Regions from separate parts of the Homo sapiens genome. Here region 1 is linked to region 2. A link is an interaction called in ENCODE POLR2A ChIA-PET data of the cell type or tissue named here. Cell type or tissue: PC-9. All regions are shown on one strand. Each heading gives the region's core, and the rest is flanking DNA. Links, peaks and the distances in the headings are about the cores only. Region 1 overlaps LINC02999 (long intergenic non-protein coding RNA 2999). Region 2 holds the start of CDKL3 (cyclin dependent kinase like 3).

What was found. ChIA-PET counts read pairs that join two places held together with the same protein. Peaks named below come from ENCODE experiments on the same cell type or tissue, not always from the same donor. Only the 100,000 strongest peaks of a DNase experiment are listed, where the experiment ranks them.
Region 1: POLR2A ChIA-PET joins it to region 2 with 13 read pairs; 21 of 35 experiments call an interaction of 5 or more read pairs at or near these places.

The regions. Positions count from the first base shown.
Region 1 is chr5:134,423,705-134,432,035 of GRCh38, reverse strand. It overlaps LINC02999 (long intergenic non-protein coding RNA 2999), which reads left to right. Exons shown (of 3, transcript NR_105044.1): 2 at 2,085-2,151; 3 at 2,406-2,985. Among named protein-coding and RNA genes, the nearest start is that of LINC02999, 7.2 kb to the left of the region's middle. RefSeq lists a silencer at 5,451-5,651. In PC-9, for the core only: no CTCF peak of the experiment used is centred there; no DNase peak of the experiment used is centred there.
Region 2 is chr5:134,360,061-134,368,391 of GRCh38, reverse strand. It overlaps CDKL3 (cyclin dependent kinase like 3), which reads left to right and starts at 1,221. Exons shown (of 13, transcript NM_001113575.2): 1 at 1,221-1,415; 2 at 1,848-2,033; 3 at 8,301-8,331. The coding sequence starts at 1,869. In PC-9, for the core only: no CTCF peak of the experiment used is centred there; a DNase peak (open chromatin) is centred at 1,191; H3K4me3 peaks cover 2,273 bases; H3K27ac peaks cover 820 bases.

The sequences.
Region 1 (8,331 bases), core at 21-8,020, 64 kb before region 2:
AATGATTTACAGCCTAGAGATCTAAACCCAAACCATTAGTCAAGAGGAATGGTACAGTAAAAAGATATTTTCAGGGCAGGTGCAATGGCTCACACCTGTAATCCCAGCAGTTTGGGAGCACGAGGCAGGCCAATCATGAGGTCAAGAGATTGAGACCATCTTGGCCAACATGGTGAAACCCGTCTCTATTAAAAATTATGGCCAACATAACCCGTCTCTATTAAAAATACAAAAATTAGGCATGGTGGCGTGCGCCTGTAGTCCCAGCTACTCTGGAGGCTAAGGCAGGAGAATCACTTGAACCTGGGAGGCAGAGGTTGCAGTGAGTGAAGATAGCGCCACTGCACTCCAGCCTGGGCAACAGAGCAAGACTCATCTCAAAAAAAAAAAAAGAAAAAAGAAAGAAAAAGAAGGTAGGTAATGTCCAAAGCTGACAAATCAACAAAATAGCAGTATAGGCATTTTTAGGAATATGGGAGGCAGTTAAAACTGGGAAAAACAACGGAAAAGGATGAACTGACTACCTCTGGGGATCAGAGCAGGGATGGGATTGAGTGGGATTGGGTAGAACAGTGCACTGCTATTTTTCATCATACACCTTTTAGTACTTTTGACTTTTTTTTAAGTTGGGTTCTCACTCTGTCACCCACGCTGAAGTGCAGAGGTAGGATCATAGCTCACTGCAACCTTGAACATTTGGGCTCATACAATCCTCCCACCTCAGCCTCTGAAGTAGCTAGGCCTACAGGTGCACGCTGCCATGTCCAGCTAAATTTTTTTTTTGGAGAGACAAGATCTCACTATGTTGCCCAGGCTGGTCTAGAACTCCTGGCCTCAAGTGATCCTCCCTCCTTGGCCTCCCAAAGTGCTGGTATAACCCAGATGAGCCACTGTGCCCAGTCCCTTTTGACTTTTTAATTTTTGTGTGTATTTACATTATTTTCACAAAAATAAAAGGTAATTTTTAAAAGAAAAAAATTTAAATTGAGAAAAACAAAATAGCAAAAAGTGTTAGTCGTTGATTACTTATGTCTCTGATTTATTTCCGTTATGCTGACTTTTCTCTTTCTCATCTTCTTTCTTTTTTTTTTTTCCTGAGACAGAGTCTCGCTCTGTTGCCCAGGCTGGGGTGCAGTGGCGTGATCTCAGCTGACTGCAACCTCCTCCTCCTGGGTTCAAGCAATTCTCCTGCTTCAGCCTCCTGAGTGGCTGGATTACAGGCATGTGCCACCACACCTGGCTAATTTTTTTTGTATTTTTAGTAGACAGGAGGTTTCACCACGTTGGCCAGACTGGTCCCGAACTCCTGACCTCAAGTGATCTGCCCGCCTCAGCCTTCCAAAGTACTGGGATTACAAGTGTGTGCCACCATGCCTGGCCCCAAGGCTTAACTCTTGATTGGAAAATATGATAGAGTTGCCAGATAAAATATATTTAGGATATTTTCACATTAAAATGTTATTTATTATTTTTCTGAAATTCAAATTTTACTCGTCCTCTTGTATTTTTATATTCTATTTGTTTGCTAAATCTGGAAACCTAAAAAGTGGACTCTTTTTTCTTTAACCACACAAACTAGGACTGTGACCAAAGAGAGATACTGAAACCAGAACGTTCTTCTGCAATTGATATTCACAACTAACTGACTAAACATTCTGGTCGAGGATGAGCAGTGATTTGGTATCTAGTACAGATGTGTATGGTGTGATGCCAACCAGCCCCTGGCCAGTCTCTGTGAGCCTAGAAGCATACATACTTAAGGGAGTGCAGGTCTTGCCCTGCGACCTGCAGCAGCACACTCCGCCTCCCCCACCTCTTTCCCCTCCCTCTGGTCCTCCTTTCTCCATCTGTCCCTTAGGGCTTAGGAGCTGAGCCCAAGGCTTCTGTAGGTTATCACCATCCCTGGGCTGCCTTCTTCCTCCTGAGAGGGGGCAGGGCAGGATGAGAAATGACCTCCATTTAGCTAAATTCAGGAGTGAGATGACATCCATGTCACTATCTTTTGCTTTTTATGGAAAAAATATCTCTTTAGGCAAATTTCTTACATAGTTGCTTAATCTTGTCTAAAATGTGCTTTATTTAAGAGTTTCACTCTCAGAGGAGGATTTTGTTCTTCAATTGTGGAGTGATCTCTATCACCAGTGACTAAAGGTAGGAATGGAATAATTTTCTCCCTTTTATGCTCAGGAAGCTATCCTTTGGTGTTAATAGAATTAAGACTAAGGAAACAGATGAGTCCTCCTGAAAGCTAAAATCATCTCTGGAATATATACATATGTAATTTGGAAATACATAAATTTATACAGTAAAAGAGAAACAGCTAAAATCTGGATATGTACAAATACAGAAGAATACAAATATAAAGCATTTTTATTGTTTTGACATTAATTATTCCTTTTTTTCAGCAGATGTTGGAGCACAGAGAGCCATACCCCAAAATATGATGCTTCGGCATGCTGACTGCTTTGAAAATTGAAAGGCCTCAGAAATAATCCTCAGTGCCAGGGTCTCCCTCTGACCTCCCCCTACCTCCCTTTCTCTCTGATCCTGTCTCTCCCAAAGCACAGAATGAAGCTGTTCTCTGAATTCCCTTATCTACCTAGAAACTGGACCCCCAAAGAGGAACACAATTTGCCTTTGATCCCTTCCCTGAAATTTCATTAACCAGAGAAAATTAAAACTTCTATCACAAAGGAAGAGACTGAACATTAAACACCATAGCTACAGCCCAGACAAACTTCTTCCCAAACCATTGTTTGTTCTCCTGCCTGTTAAATTGCCAGAGAATCATTCACAAGATAAAGTCTGCCTTCTGGGTCCATTCATTCCCCACTAAAAATCTTTTACTCCTACACCCTCATGTCTCCTTCCTCCATGAAGAAGGGTCTATAAACCTCTAGGCCTCATTGGGTTATTGGGTAATCATTCTCATGCAGTTCCCCTGTGCTCTGCATGTTAAATAAATTTGTATGCCTTTTTCTCCTACCTGCCTTTTGTCATTTTCAGTGAACCTTCAGAAGGTAAAGGCAGAAGCTTTCCTTCTTTGCCCCTATAGTGTCAACAACAGCCAGCCAGGCAAAGGGTTTCAGAAACCCAAGTGGGATTAAGATGATTAGCCACATGGCTCTATTCTACAAACTAGTGGTCAGAATAACAAGCGTTTGCTTATTAGGAGGTCGAGGTGGGAGAATTGCTTGAGTTCAGGAGTTTTGAGACGAGCCTGGGCAACACAGTGAGACCCTGTCTCTATTTAATAAAAATAAAATAAAATAAAAATGTTTAAGTTTGCTTAAACATTTTCAAAGCTTTCTAAAAACAAATGGCTGTGTCCATATATATATATTTAATTATAAAATAATCATGTAAAATATTTAATCATGTTCAATCATGCATGTATTGTAGACCTGTGAGATGGCCATTCTTTTGAATTCTCCCAATGACTTAGGAGCTCAGTTCAATCCCAGAAAGTTTTTATATCTTTCAGACAGCTCTAATTGTTTAAAGGTCTTCCATTTAAAGATGAAATCTAGCTTTATATAGCTCTCACTCTTTGGCCCTATGCTTACCTTGAAAATTAAGGAAGAACAAGCCATCTTCTACAAAACAGCCTTCAAAGGTCTGAAGACATTACAGGGCTTCTGGAACTGCATCCTCTGCTCCTCCAGTAACCTGGTCTGCAGTTCTCCTCCATCTTCCTGTGAGCACTTTAGTTCACCGATGCTAGGCTTAAAATAAGACACTCACACTGAAATTCTCCTGGTATGGCCTGAGGCTAGCAAAATAGTGAAGGACTGACTTTCTGTGATCTGAAAGCTGAACATCGATCCAGTAAAGTAAAAGCAGCTAGTAGAATACTGTTTTAAGAATACCAGTTTTAAGGTTTCTGGCAGAGGAAAGACTTGTCTGATTCAACAGAAAAAAATAAGCTTATATTTACAAAAGGTTAAAACATTCACGCATTTTGATATAGAAATGCCATTTTATATGAACACAAGTAATGGATTAACAGACAAGCTTTGCAAGACAGAAGCTAACCAACCTGACTTTAATCGTCACTACCTTTGCAGTCAGGAGCTGGGTAACTTCCTGCAGTAAGAAGCCTTAGGGGAATGCAATTTCCATTGCTTTGTGATGTTAATTTAAGGCAATTATCGTAAGTAGACTCCCAAAAAGTTTTGCATATTATTTGTCCTTGTGAAAGCCCAGTGCTGTTGGAGAGTCGGGGTGCTGGAGAAGCCCTAGGAAAGGAATAGTCAGAATTTATGTTTTGTTTTGTTTTGTTTTTGTTGGGACAGAGTCTCACTCTGTTGCCCAGGCTGGTATGCAGTGGCACGATCTCTGCTCACTGCAGCTCTCCGCCCCCGGGGTTAAACTGATTCTCCCACCTTAGCCTCCTAAGTAGCTGGGATTATAGGCAACGCACCACCATGTCCGGCTAATTTTTGTATTTTTAGTAGAGAGGGGGTTTCACCATGTTGGCCAGGTTGGTCTCGAACCCCTGACCTCAAGTAAACTACCTGCCTTGGTCTTCCAAAGTGCTGGGATTACAGGCGTGAGCCACCGTGCCCAACCTAGAATTTACGTTTTTTTGTTTGTTTGTTTGTTTGTTTTGTTTTTTTTTTTAGAGACAAGTCTTGCCACATTGCCTAGGCTGGCCTTGGACTTCTGGGCTCAAGGGATCCTCCCAAGTAGCTGGGATTTAGATACTTCTGTAAGAGCTGAAGATCCCAAAGTTTGAAAACTTTTAGCGTTTTCCAACTTTCCTCTGAAAGGCTGGAAACCCTGCTCCAAGAGCACTCTCTACTTAGGTTTTTTTTTTTGAGACAGAGTCTTGCTCTGTCACCCAGGCTGAAGTGCAATGGCGCAATCTCGGCTCACTGCAACCTCCGCCTGCCGGGTTCAAGCGATTCTCCTGCCTCAGCCTCCCAAGTAGCTGGGATTACAGGCGCCTGCCACCATGCCTGGCTAATTTTGTATTTTTAGTAGAGATGGGGTTTCAACATGTTGGCCAGGCTAGTCTCGAACTCCTGACCTCAGGCGATCCACCCACCTTGGCCTCCCAAAGTGCTAGGAATACAGGCGTGAGCCACCGCCTCTGGCCTCCATTTAGTATTTTCTCGGCACCTGCATTTTCAGTTTTTCCTCGGCAGGAAGGGCAAGAATAAAACTGCTTCTCCAGTTCATTTGGCTGTATTAGAACAGTTTTGCTGTGTATGGAGGGAAAAAAATGGGCATTTTGTTCTCCTTGACACTTCCGGGACCACTATGCATTTAAGTTATGTGCTGAGCTTGACTGTGGTGGGAAGAAAGGTGACCCTGGGGTCCATGGCTCAGTGGTCCTGTAACCCACTAGGAGGTCTCCTTGAGCCATTTCTGGGGGTGGGAGAGGATTCACCTGTTGGATTGTCCCCCCATCCCCCGCGTTGCATGGATCAAAATCGGAACAGAACAGCTGAAAGTGCTGGAGGATAAATAAGGACCAGCTGGAAGGCTGGGCGCGGTGGCTCACGCCTGTAATCTCAGCACTTTGGGAGGCCCAGGCGGGTGGATTGCCTGAGATAAGGAGTTCAAGACAAGCCTGGCCAACATGGTGAAACCCCATCTCTATTAAAAACACAAAAAGATTAGCTGGCCATGGTGGCATGTGCCTGTAATCCCAGCTACTCAGGAGGCTGAGGCAGGGGAATTGCTTGAACCAGGGAGGTGGAGGTTGCAGTGAGCCGAGATCATGCCACTGCACTCTAACCTGGGCAACAGAGTGAAAATCCATCTCAAAAAAATAAAATAAAATAAAAAAAGGACCAGCTGTTTTCCAGCCCCACGTTTCAGTGCCAGGGCCTCTGGGCCAGGCACTTCTATTGAACATCAGCCACAGAGCTGGGGGGCTGCACAAAGAGGAAAGAGACTGCTCAAAAGAGTCTGGAAATTCAAGAATGTGAGAGTAATGATTGCTGTAGCTGTTCACCAGCTTTAAAGAGTAAGCCTGCAACTCGTAGGTATGGAAACTTAGGTATAAACCTGGATTTGGCAAAACGTAGTAAAAACTTTAAAAGTGTGCATGAGGGCTGGGCACGGTGGCTCACACCTGTAATCCCCAAACTTTGGGAGGCTAAGGCAGAAGAATTGCTTGAGCATAGGAATTCAAGACCAGCCTGAGCAACATGACAAAACCCTGTCTCTATGAAAAATTTAAATAAAATTAGCCGGGCGTGGTGGCGCACCTGTAGTCCCAGCTACCCAGGAGGCTGAGGTAGGAGGATTGCTTGAGTCCAGGAGGTCAAAGCTGCTGTGAGCTTCCACCAAAGGCTGTGTGTCCCCAGTTAAAAAAAAAAAAAAAAAAAAAAAGCCAGGTGTGGTGGCTCACACCTGTAGTCCCAGCACTTTGGGAGGCTGAGGTGGGTGGATCACGAGGTCAGGGGTTCGAGACCAGCCTGGCCAACATAGCAAAACCCTGACTGTACTAAAAAAAAATACAAAAATATTATCCGGGCGTGGTGGCAGGCACCTGTAGTCCCAGCTACTTTGGAGGCTGAGGCAGGAGAATTGCTTGAACCCGGGAGGCAGAGGCTGCCATGAGCTGAGATCATGCCACTGCACTCCAGCCTGGGCAACAGAGCAGAAAAAAAAAAAAAAAGGAAAAACCCTAGATGTCGGTAGAAGTTCAGTTTTCAGAGGTGAAGGGGGAAAAACTTCCCCCTTCACCCTCTGAAGATTCACTGAAAATGAACTGACAAAACGCGCAGATTAATAGGAGAAAAAGGCATACATATTTATTGATGGGAGGGGGAAATTGGGGATCACGAAGTGATTACCCAAATAATCCTATGGTGCCCAGATGCCCCCAGATGCTTATATAACTTTATTCACAGAGGAGGGGAAATGTAGGTCATTCTTTTGAGGGGCAATAAATGATTATTAGGGAGAATGAATGGACCTTGGAGAACAGAAATTAAGCTGTAAATGATCCTCTTTGCAGTTGAGTGAGCCTTAGAAACAGACATGATCTTGTGAAAAGGTCAGTCCAGGTAGGGTTATATTCCTCAATCTTCTTTTTTGCAGTAGATAATGAGATACATGGGAGGTGATGGAAAACAGTTGTTTTCTTTGGTGGATCCAGTTTTTTGTTTGTTTGTTTTTTGTTTTTTTTTTTGAGACAGACTCTCCACTCTGCAAACTCCGCCTCCCGGGTTTGAGTGATTCTCGTGCCTCAGCCTTCCAAGTAGCTGAGAGTCCAGGTGCCCACCATCATGCCTGGCTAATTTTTGTATTTTTTGTTTGTTTGTTTGTTTTTGAGGCGGAGTCTCGCTCTGTCGCCCAGGCTGGAGTGCAGTGGCTCACTTGGCTCACTGCAAGCTCCGCCTCCCGGGTTCACACCATTCTCCTGCCTCAGCCTCCCGAGTAGCTGGGACTACAGGCACCTGCCACCCCGTCCAGCTAATTTTTTTTTTTTGTATTTTTAGTAGAGACAGGGTTTCACTGTGTTAGCCAGGATGGTTTCAATCTCCTGACCTCATGATCCACCCGCCTCAGCCTCCCAAAGTGCTGGCATTACAGGCATGAGCCACTGCGCCCTGCCTAATTTTTGTATTTTTAATAGAGACGGGATTTCACCATGTTGGCCAGGCTGGTCTCAAACTCCTGACCTCAGGTGATCCGCCTGCCTTGGCCTCCCAAAGTGCTGGGATTACAGGTGTGAGCCACTGCACCCAGCCCACAAATTTATATAAGTTTTACATGACACAGTAGTCTTCAGAAATGAGGACTCAAAAAGCAGGTAAAATTGTGTATTTTTATGCTTAAGGTTTTTTGTTTTGTTTTGTTTTGTTTTGTATTTTTGAGATGGAGCCTCTCTTAGTTGCCCAGGCTGGAGTACAGTGGTGCCATCTAAGTTCACTGCAACCTCCACCTCCCTGGTTCAAGTGATTTTCCTCCTTCAGCCTCCTAAGTAGCTGGGACTACAGGTGTGCACCACCTCCCCCAGCTAATTTTTGTGTGTGTATTTTTAGTAGAGATGGGGTTTGGCCATTTTGGCCAGGCTGGTCTTGAACTCCTGGCCTCAGATAATCTGCCTGCCTTGTATGCTTAGGTTTGTCGGAACATGGACAGTTGTGGAGTAATGTGATTGGAGGACAAAGGGTTATGCTCAGCAGGGCACAGTGGCTCGTGCGTGTAATCCCAGCAATTTTGGAGGCTGAGGTAGGAGGATCACTTGAGCCCAGGAGTTCCAGACCAGCCTGGGCAATATAGCAAGATGCCATCTCTACAAAAAATAAAAAATTAGCTAGGTGTGGTGGCACGGCCTGTAGTCCCACCTACTGGGAGACTTAGGTG
Region 2 (8,331 bases), core at 133-8,132:
CCGCCTGGGCCTCCCAAAGTGCTGGGATTACAGGCGTTAGCCACTGCGCCCGTCTGAATAACCTTCAAAGAAAAGACAATTCTGAATATTTTAGGTGATCAATGAAAACGATGACCACTTCTCCTTTCTCTCAATATAAACCCTAGCAGCATAGAAAAAACTTGAGAAGCTTCAAAAATACTAATTTATTTACGCTATCCCAATTAAATCAGGTGCTCTGGCATTGGGGCAGGGGTGTGGAGGTGGGGGTTGGGATGCTTTCTAAAAGCTCTCCAGGTGTGATTTAAATATGCATGCTGGGTGGGACCCACCAGACTAGATTTATTAAATAATGCCTTTCCTCTTATTTAGCGGAAGCATAGCGAGATTTCGCTTTTTTACATTTAACTCATTTTATAGAAGAAAGCAAAGAAAGCCCTATTCAATAAAGAAAGCACTCCCTAGGCACTTGGTCTAGTGATATGGTGGTTATTCATTAGGGACTGTCATTCCAGTTGAACTCTATGTCTACTTAAGCAGTTAGACACTGGCCTCTTTATTTCCGTGCTCTTGTACATCATTTCGTATATGGTGGAACTCTTCGAATTACTTGCTTTCCTAGAGTTTGACATGTGGTGAGGGAGGTTTTTTTTCTTTAAAAAAGATTACTAGCAGTTGGAAAAAATTAAAAGGCATATGGCAAGTGTTCAAGAAAAGTTTTTGATTTAAGAACCATCTTGACCGGGGGCGGTGGCTTACGCCTGTAATCCCAGCACTTTGGGAGGCCGAGGCAGGCGGATCACCTGATGTTGGGAGTTCGAGACCAGCCTGGCCAACATGGTAGAAACCCCGTCTCTACTAAAAATACAAAATTATCCGGGCGTGGTGGCACACGCCTGTAATCCCAGCTACTCGGGAGGCTGAGGCAGGAAAATCACTTAAACCTGGAAGGAGGAGGTTGCAGTGAGCCAAGATCAGCGACACTGCAGTCCAGCCTGGGCGACAGAGCTAGACTATCTCAAAAAAAAAAAAAAAAAAAAAAAAGATGCAGATCCTTCCTATCCACATTCAAAAGCAACCTTGTGAGGAGGCTCAGCTGCGACAGCAATCTGTACTCCCCTCCCCCATTCCCAAGCACAGCACTCTTCCACCTTGCGCCTACCCAGAGTAGGTTTCCGTTTCTTCCCACTTCCCCTTCCGGGTCGGGACCCTGCCCATGTTCCGGTCTTGCGCACGAGTCTAGAACGCAGCAACTCCGCCGGCGTTTCCATGGTGGCAAGTGGCCGGTTCCTTGCGGGGCTGAGCAACAAAGTAGTATCAGTGTTCGGTGGCTCCACTGGAACTACGCAGAGCCAGACCAGCGGGACCACAGAATGGGCTGAGGCGGCGGCGGCTGTTTGGATAAAGTCAACAGCGGGACGTGGGGCGTGACGCCGGTCCGGCATCCTAAGACGTGTGGTTTGAGTTGCGGGCGAGACCAGGCTTTTTTTAGGACCTTGGGCCTGATAAGTGGGCGACTGCAGTAGTGCGGGAACCTATTATTTGACAGGAACATGACAGGAAGTGTAGGGACCCCATGCTTGATGGATGGTGACTTATAGTGTGGTAGTCTCAGTGTTGATGGGCATGACCGAGACAGCAGGAGTACCCCTAAGTTCTGGTGAGAGGTGGAGCCTCAGAAGGACACCTTACTCAAGCTGTCTTTAGTTCCCAAAGACAAAAAGGCTCAGTGGAAAAGATTCCTTTTTTTTTTTTAATGTCTCTATATTTGAGACTGTGGGTTTATTGTGGATATGCATTATCTAGTTTTAATAAATAAAAGTATAAACGTTTAACATTTTCCATTTTCTTTCTTTATTTCTATAAAGTAGTAAAAGCCCAGCTTGAAAATGGAGATGTATGAAACCCTTGGAAAAGTGGGAGAGGGAAGTTACGGAACAGTCATGAAATGTAAACATAAGAATACTGGGCAGATAGTGGCCATTAAGATATTTTATGAGAGACCAGAACAATCTGTCAACAAAATTGCGATGAGAGAAATAAAGTTTCTAAAGGTTTGCTTCTTTTGCCTTAATCATCTAAGTCAAAAGAAAAAATTGTTATGGAATAAAAAATTGCATAAAATATTTTAGTTCACACGTACTGATTCATATTATGGAGAAACAAGTGTAATACTCTATCTTATCTACATTTTGTAATTTTATAGTGATACAAGATATATGTGTTTTGGGGTATGTAACAAAAGCTACACCAATATTGTTTAATAATTATTCAGAAATATTCAAGTATAATACTTAATAAAAATTTCTGCTATGTGCAAGGCATGGTGCTAGGTACTGAGACTATAAGGAGGTAAAAGATAGTTCCTGCCCTTAAAGACTTCTATAATTTAATCAGAAAGGAGAGTATATGAAAATCATACTGAATAAAAAGTGGCTCATAATAAATGCCAAGGAATCAACACAAAGTCCTTTCCCTGGTAGGGAAAGTTTTTTTGAGGAAATGGGACATGAATTTGGCTTTGAAGGATGTGGAGGGTTTAGATAAGAGGGAGAAACTGTTGTGTTCTAGGTTAGAGGAACAACATAAACTCAAAAGAGACTAAAGAAGGACAAAGGATAAAGGGCAAAGTGGAAAGGACAAAGAGCAAAGACATGTGCCTGTAGAGTTTTCTGAGCAGAATTGGAAAGAGGTATATTAGAACAGTAAATTGGAGGTAGATTTTAAAGTCTTTTAGGCTAAGGAGTCAAAACTTGATTTTGTAAGAGGTGGAAAGTCGTGAAGGTTTTGAATTCAGTGTAAAGAAATGTAAATTTTAATCTACCACTATTGTGCAGAATAGATTGGAGGACTAAGAGTAAAAATAGGTCTGTTAGGAGTTCAATTAAGGAATTTTGGAAAATGTCTGAGGACCCTTGCTAAAATGCAGCAATGTGAATGAAAAGTAAAGTTAGAACATGCTGTATTGTAAAAAACAAAAAAAAAAGACATGAGGCCGGGTGCGGTGGCTCACGCTTGTAATCCCAGCACTTTGAGAGGCCGAGGCGGGTGGATCACCTGAGGTCAGGGGTTCAAGACCGTCCTGGACAACATAGTGAAACCCCGTCTCTACTAAAAATTAAACAAAAAAAATTAAGGCCGGGTGCGGTGGCTCACGCTCCCAGCGCTTTGGGAGGCTGAGGCGGGTGGATCACGAGGTCAGGAGATCGAGACCATCCTGGCTAACGCGGTGAAACCCCGTCTTTACTAAAAAATACAAAAAATTAGCCGGGCGAGGTGGCGGGTGCTTGTGGTCCCAGCTACTGCGGAGGCTGAGGCAGGAGAATGGCGTGAACCCGGGAGGCGGAGCTTGCAGTGAGCCAAGACAGCGCCACTGCACTCCAGCCTGGGCGACAGAGCAAGACTCTGTCTCAAAAGAAAAGGAAAAAAAAAAAAAAAATTAGCCAGGCATAGTGTCGCGCCCCTGTAATCCCAGCTACTTAGGAGGCTGAGGCACGACAATCGCTCAAACCCAGAAGGTGGAGGTTGCAGTGAGCCGAGATCACGCCACTGCACTCTAGCCTGGGCGTCAGAGTGAGACTCCATCTCAAAAGAAAAAAAAAAAGGGCGCTGTGGCTCACGCCTGTAATCTCAGAACTTTGGGAGGCTGAGGCAGGCAGATCACCTGAGGTCAGGAGTTCGAGACCAGCCTGGCCAATGTAGTGAAACCCCCATCTCTACTAAAAATACAAAAATTAGCCGGGGATGGTAGTGCATGCCTGTAATCCCAGCTATTCGGGAGGCTGAGGCAGAAGAATTGCTTGAACCCAAGAGGAGGAGGTTGCAGTGAGCCGAGATCACACTATTGCAGTCCAGCCTGGGCAACAGAGCAACACCTTGTCTAAAAAAAAAAAGACATGAAAGAGTGTAGAAGACTATAGAAAGACTATAGAAGGAGTCAAAGGTCTCTGAGGTTCAGTGATTGATACAATTGATAGAAATACGAAAGACTCAAAAGAGACATGGTTTGGGAAGTACTTCAATTTTGGAAATGTTGAATTTGAGGTGACAGGAGTACATTTAAGTAAAGATTACCAGTAGGCTTTTAGAAATGAGGAACAATATCAGGAGAGATCAGGGAAGAAGACAGAATCCTATGTAGGTGTGACAGTTCAGCCCAGGAGAAACAACTGAGGAGTGTGGAGAAAGGAGCATTAACATTCCTTAGGGTTGGGGTAGAAAATTAATGATTTTAAAAATATTTAAATAAGTATGTATTCTATTTATTGGAATCTATTTACATCCTTTAAGGTTTATGATCTTGACGATATAGTATAGCTGTTTCATATGCAGCAGATGTTCTTGTTTGCTTTATCTGATACAAAAATAATATTTTCTTCTTTCTTTGTAAGTCTATATGAGATATGATGGATCAATTTGCCTTCTTTCTCTCTCTTTTTTTTTTTTTTTTTTTTTAAGAAATGGAGTCTCCCTGTTGCCCAGGCTGCAGCGCAGTGGCATGATCATAGCTCACTGCAGCCTCCATCACCTGGGCTTAAGCGATCTTCCTGTCTTGGACCTGTGAAAGAGCTAGGATTACAGGCATGAGCCACTGTGCCTGGCCTAATTTGAGGAAATATATTAGGCATCTGTGGATTATTAGAATGGCTCTACGCTGGGCGCGGTGGTTCACGCCAGTAATCCTAGCACTTTGGGAGGCCGAGGCGGGCGGATTGCCTGAGCTCAGGAGTTCGAGACCAGCCTGGGCAACATGGTGAAACCCTGTCTCTACTAAAACACAAAAAATTAGCCAGGCATGGCAGTGTGTGCCTGTAGTCCCAGCTACTCGGGAGGCTGAGGTAGGAGAATTGCTTGAACCCAGGAGGAGGAGGTTGCAGTGAGCTGAGATTGCGCCACTGCACTCCAGTCTGGGCGACAGAGTGAGACTCTGTCTCAAAAAAAAAAAAAAAAAAAAAGCCGGCCATGGTGGCAGGGGCCTGTAATCCCAGCTACACAAGAGGCTGAGGCAGGAGAATCACTTGAACCCGGGAGGCGGAGGTTTCAGTGAGCCGAGACCACGCCACTGCACTCCAGCCTGGGCAGCAGAGCGAGACTCCATCTCAAATAAATAAATAAATAGAACAGCTCTATTTCTAGACAATGAAAAGTGAGTCAGTAAAGATGTTATGATTTTGTGAAAGATATCAGTTCATGTCCTGATGACCTAAAACATAATACTATAGATAAGGCAATTGTGTACTGTGAATGAAAATCTGATTAGGAGATTTTTTTCCCCCAAGGCAGTATCTCTTGCTCTTTCTTCAACTGTTGCACTTAAATTGATTATTTTTTTTCTATTTAATCATTTTGGAAAACTAACCAGTATGTGACAATACAGAGATGAACTTGAATATGTGTTTTACTGTAACAACTGTTATGCAGATAATTTTGAGATACCCTAACTATTCTCATTGGCTTTTTGTTATTGTTGTTGTTATTGTTCTGAGACAGTCTTACTCTGTCTGTCGCCCAGGCTGGAGTGCAGTGGCACGATCCTGGCTCACTGCAACCTCTGCCTCCCAGGTTCAAGCAATTCTCATGCCTCAGCCTCCAAGTAGCTGGGATTACAGGCACGTACGACCACGCCCAGCTAATTTTTGTATTTTTAGTAGAGACGGGGTTTCACCATGTTGCCCAGGCTGATTTAGAACTCCTGGCTTCATGTGATCTGCCCACCTCAGCCTCCCAAAGTACTGAGATTACAGGTGTGAGCCACTGCACCTGGCACTCACTGGCTTTTTATAGGATTTTAAATTTGATGTAATCTAATTCCACTGGAGAGATTTCTTGGACTAGTTAATATTCTTAGTCTAAAAAACTTGTCATAATTACTTAATTCAAATTACTTTTTTTTTAGACAGAGTTTCACTCTTGTTGCCCAGGCTGCAGTGTAATGGCACAATCTCAGCTCACCACAACCTCGGCCTCCCGGGTTCAAGCGATTCTCCTGCCTCAGCCTCCTGAGTAGCTGGGATTACAGGCATGGACCATCATGCCAGGCTAATTTTGTATTTTTAGTAGAGACAGCGTTTCTCCATGTTGGTCAGGCTGATCTCGAACTCCCGACCTCAGGTGATCCGCCTGCCTTGGCCTACCAAAGTGCTGGGATTATAGAAGTGAGCCACCGGCCTGACCCAAACTAAATTTTTATGCTAGAATTTCATTAAATAAATTACAGTTAGAGTAATTAGTGAGAATATCTGTAGAAAAGTTGTCTAGTAATGGAGAAAAAATTAAACAACTTGAAGAGGGGTACTAGAGCATTTCTAGGGATTTCATTTCATGGTTTATCTGAGTAAATACTGTACCTAATTCCTCATCCCTGAATGGATCTTCTACAATGCTTATTCATATTACCCCTTCCCTACTTTCACTGCTTTTGCCTTTAAAATAAAGACTGGACAGGAAACCAGTAATTTTCCTTAAGTAGAGGATTAATATGGTAGTGTCCAAAAGCAATCAATTCCTTGAGACGGAGTTTCACTCTTGTCACCCCGGCTGGAGTGCGATGGCACAATCTCGGCTCACTGCAACCTCCACCTCCTGGGTTCAAGCGATTCTCCTCTCTTAATCTCTCTAGTAGCTGGGATTACAGGTGCCCACCACCACGCTGGTCTAATTTTTGTGTTTTTAGTAGAGACGGTGTTTCACCATGTTGACCAGGCTGGTCTCGAACTCCTGACCTCATGTGATTTGCCCGCCTCAGCCTCCCAAAGTGCTGGGATTATAGGTGTGCACCACCATGCCCAGCCAACAGTCAATTCTTTTCACTGCTGTCAATATGCTATTGCTGCAGCACTGTGGCATCTTGCCAACCAGGGAAATTTGGAGCAAAAAGGAAAGGAATCTGGTGTTATATTTTGGATGTTTTTCTCTAGTCATGTTTTAAGGACTTTAGTCTCTTCGTTAGTTACAGAGAAGTAGAAAAATTGACACTGTGTTATTGGAATGAAGGCAAATATATTTTCATAAAGGTATAGTTTTCTAGAGCTAGGAACAGTGGCTCATGCCTGTAGTCCTAGCAACTTGGGAGGCCAAGGCAGGAAGATCACTTGAGGCCAGGAGTTCGAGACCAGCCTGGCAATATAGCAAGACTTGTTCTCTTAAAAAAAAAAACAAAAAAAAACCCTTCATTTTTAGCTAATTGAACACATATTCTTGATAGTTTGAACAAAATGGTTAAATATTTCAGAATTGATTATAATTAAGTCAGTGTGATGAAAAATAGAATAAGTAGCATACAATATTAAATCTCATTTGTTTCCTAAGCTGATACATGGGCATCATTTACATTTTAAAATTATTTTAGCAATAATTGTTGCCAGTCTAAAAAGGTGGTTAATTGTTTAATAGAAGAGTACAGACAAGGAGCAAACGTTCACCCACAAATAATTACATATTTATGTAAAGTTTCTGTGGTTATAAATTGGTAGTTCACATATCTGAAGATTTTGCATATATTTTGGTGTTCTTTTGTTATAGTCTAATGAATTTATGATGCTCCCTAGAACTTATGGTTTACTTTCTAGAGTTTAGGTTTAAAATTAGAGAATAATTAATTTATATAAATTCAGATCACATACTTAATCGTGTTGAAATCCATGCTCATTTGAAAACATAAGGGCCTTTTAAATTTTGGGTGTTAAATTTAACCACAAACCAAGTTTAAAAATAGCAGGATATCTTTCAACAGAATACTAAGTTATAGTACATTAAATTATTTTAATAAGCAACCAAATGCCAACTTGAGATAAAGTAATATATCTCACTTTGTCCTATAAATATTGATTATAAAATGGATTACATTTTCTTAAAATAGGAATGGAAGCACATTGGTTGAGAAATTTCAGTTGAAATGCATGGAACATAGGCTGGGCATGATGGTGCACACCTACAATTCCAGGAGTTGGGGAGGCTGAGGCAGGAGGATCACCTGAGGTCAGGAGTTCAAGACCAGCCTGGCCAACATGGTGAAACCCTGTTTCTACTAAAAGTACAAAAATGAGCTGGGCATGGTGGTGCACGCTTGTAATCCCAGCTGTTCAGGAGGCTGAGGCAGGAGGATTGATTGAAATAGGGTGGTGGAGGTTGCACTGAGCCAAGATTGTGCTACTGCACTCCAGCCTGGCGACAGAGCAAGACTCCATCTCAAAAAAAAGAAAAAAGAAATGCATGGAACAAAGCTAAGAATATGACTGTTTCTTTACAAAATTTACACGTTATATGTACAAATTGTTAGGCTTGAAATAATTAAAAATTTGTGTTGTTTCTTTTGTCAATAGCAATTTCATCACGAAAACCTGGTCAATCTGA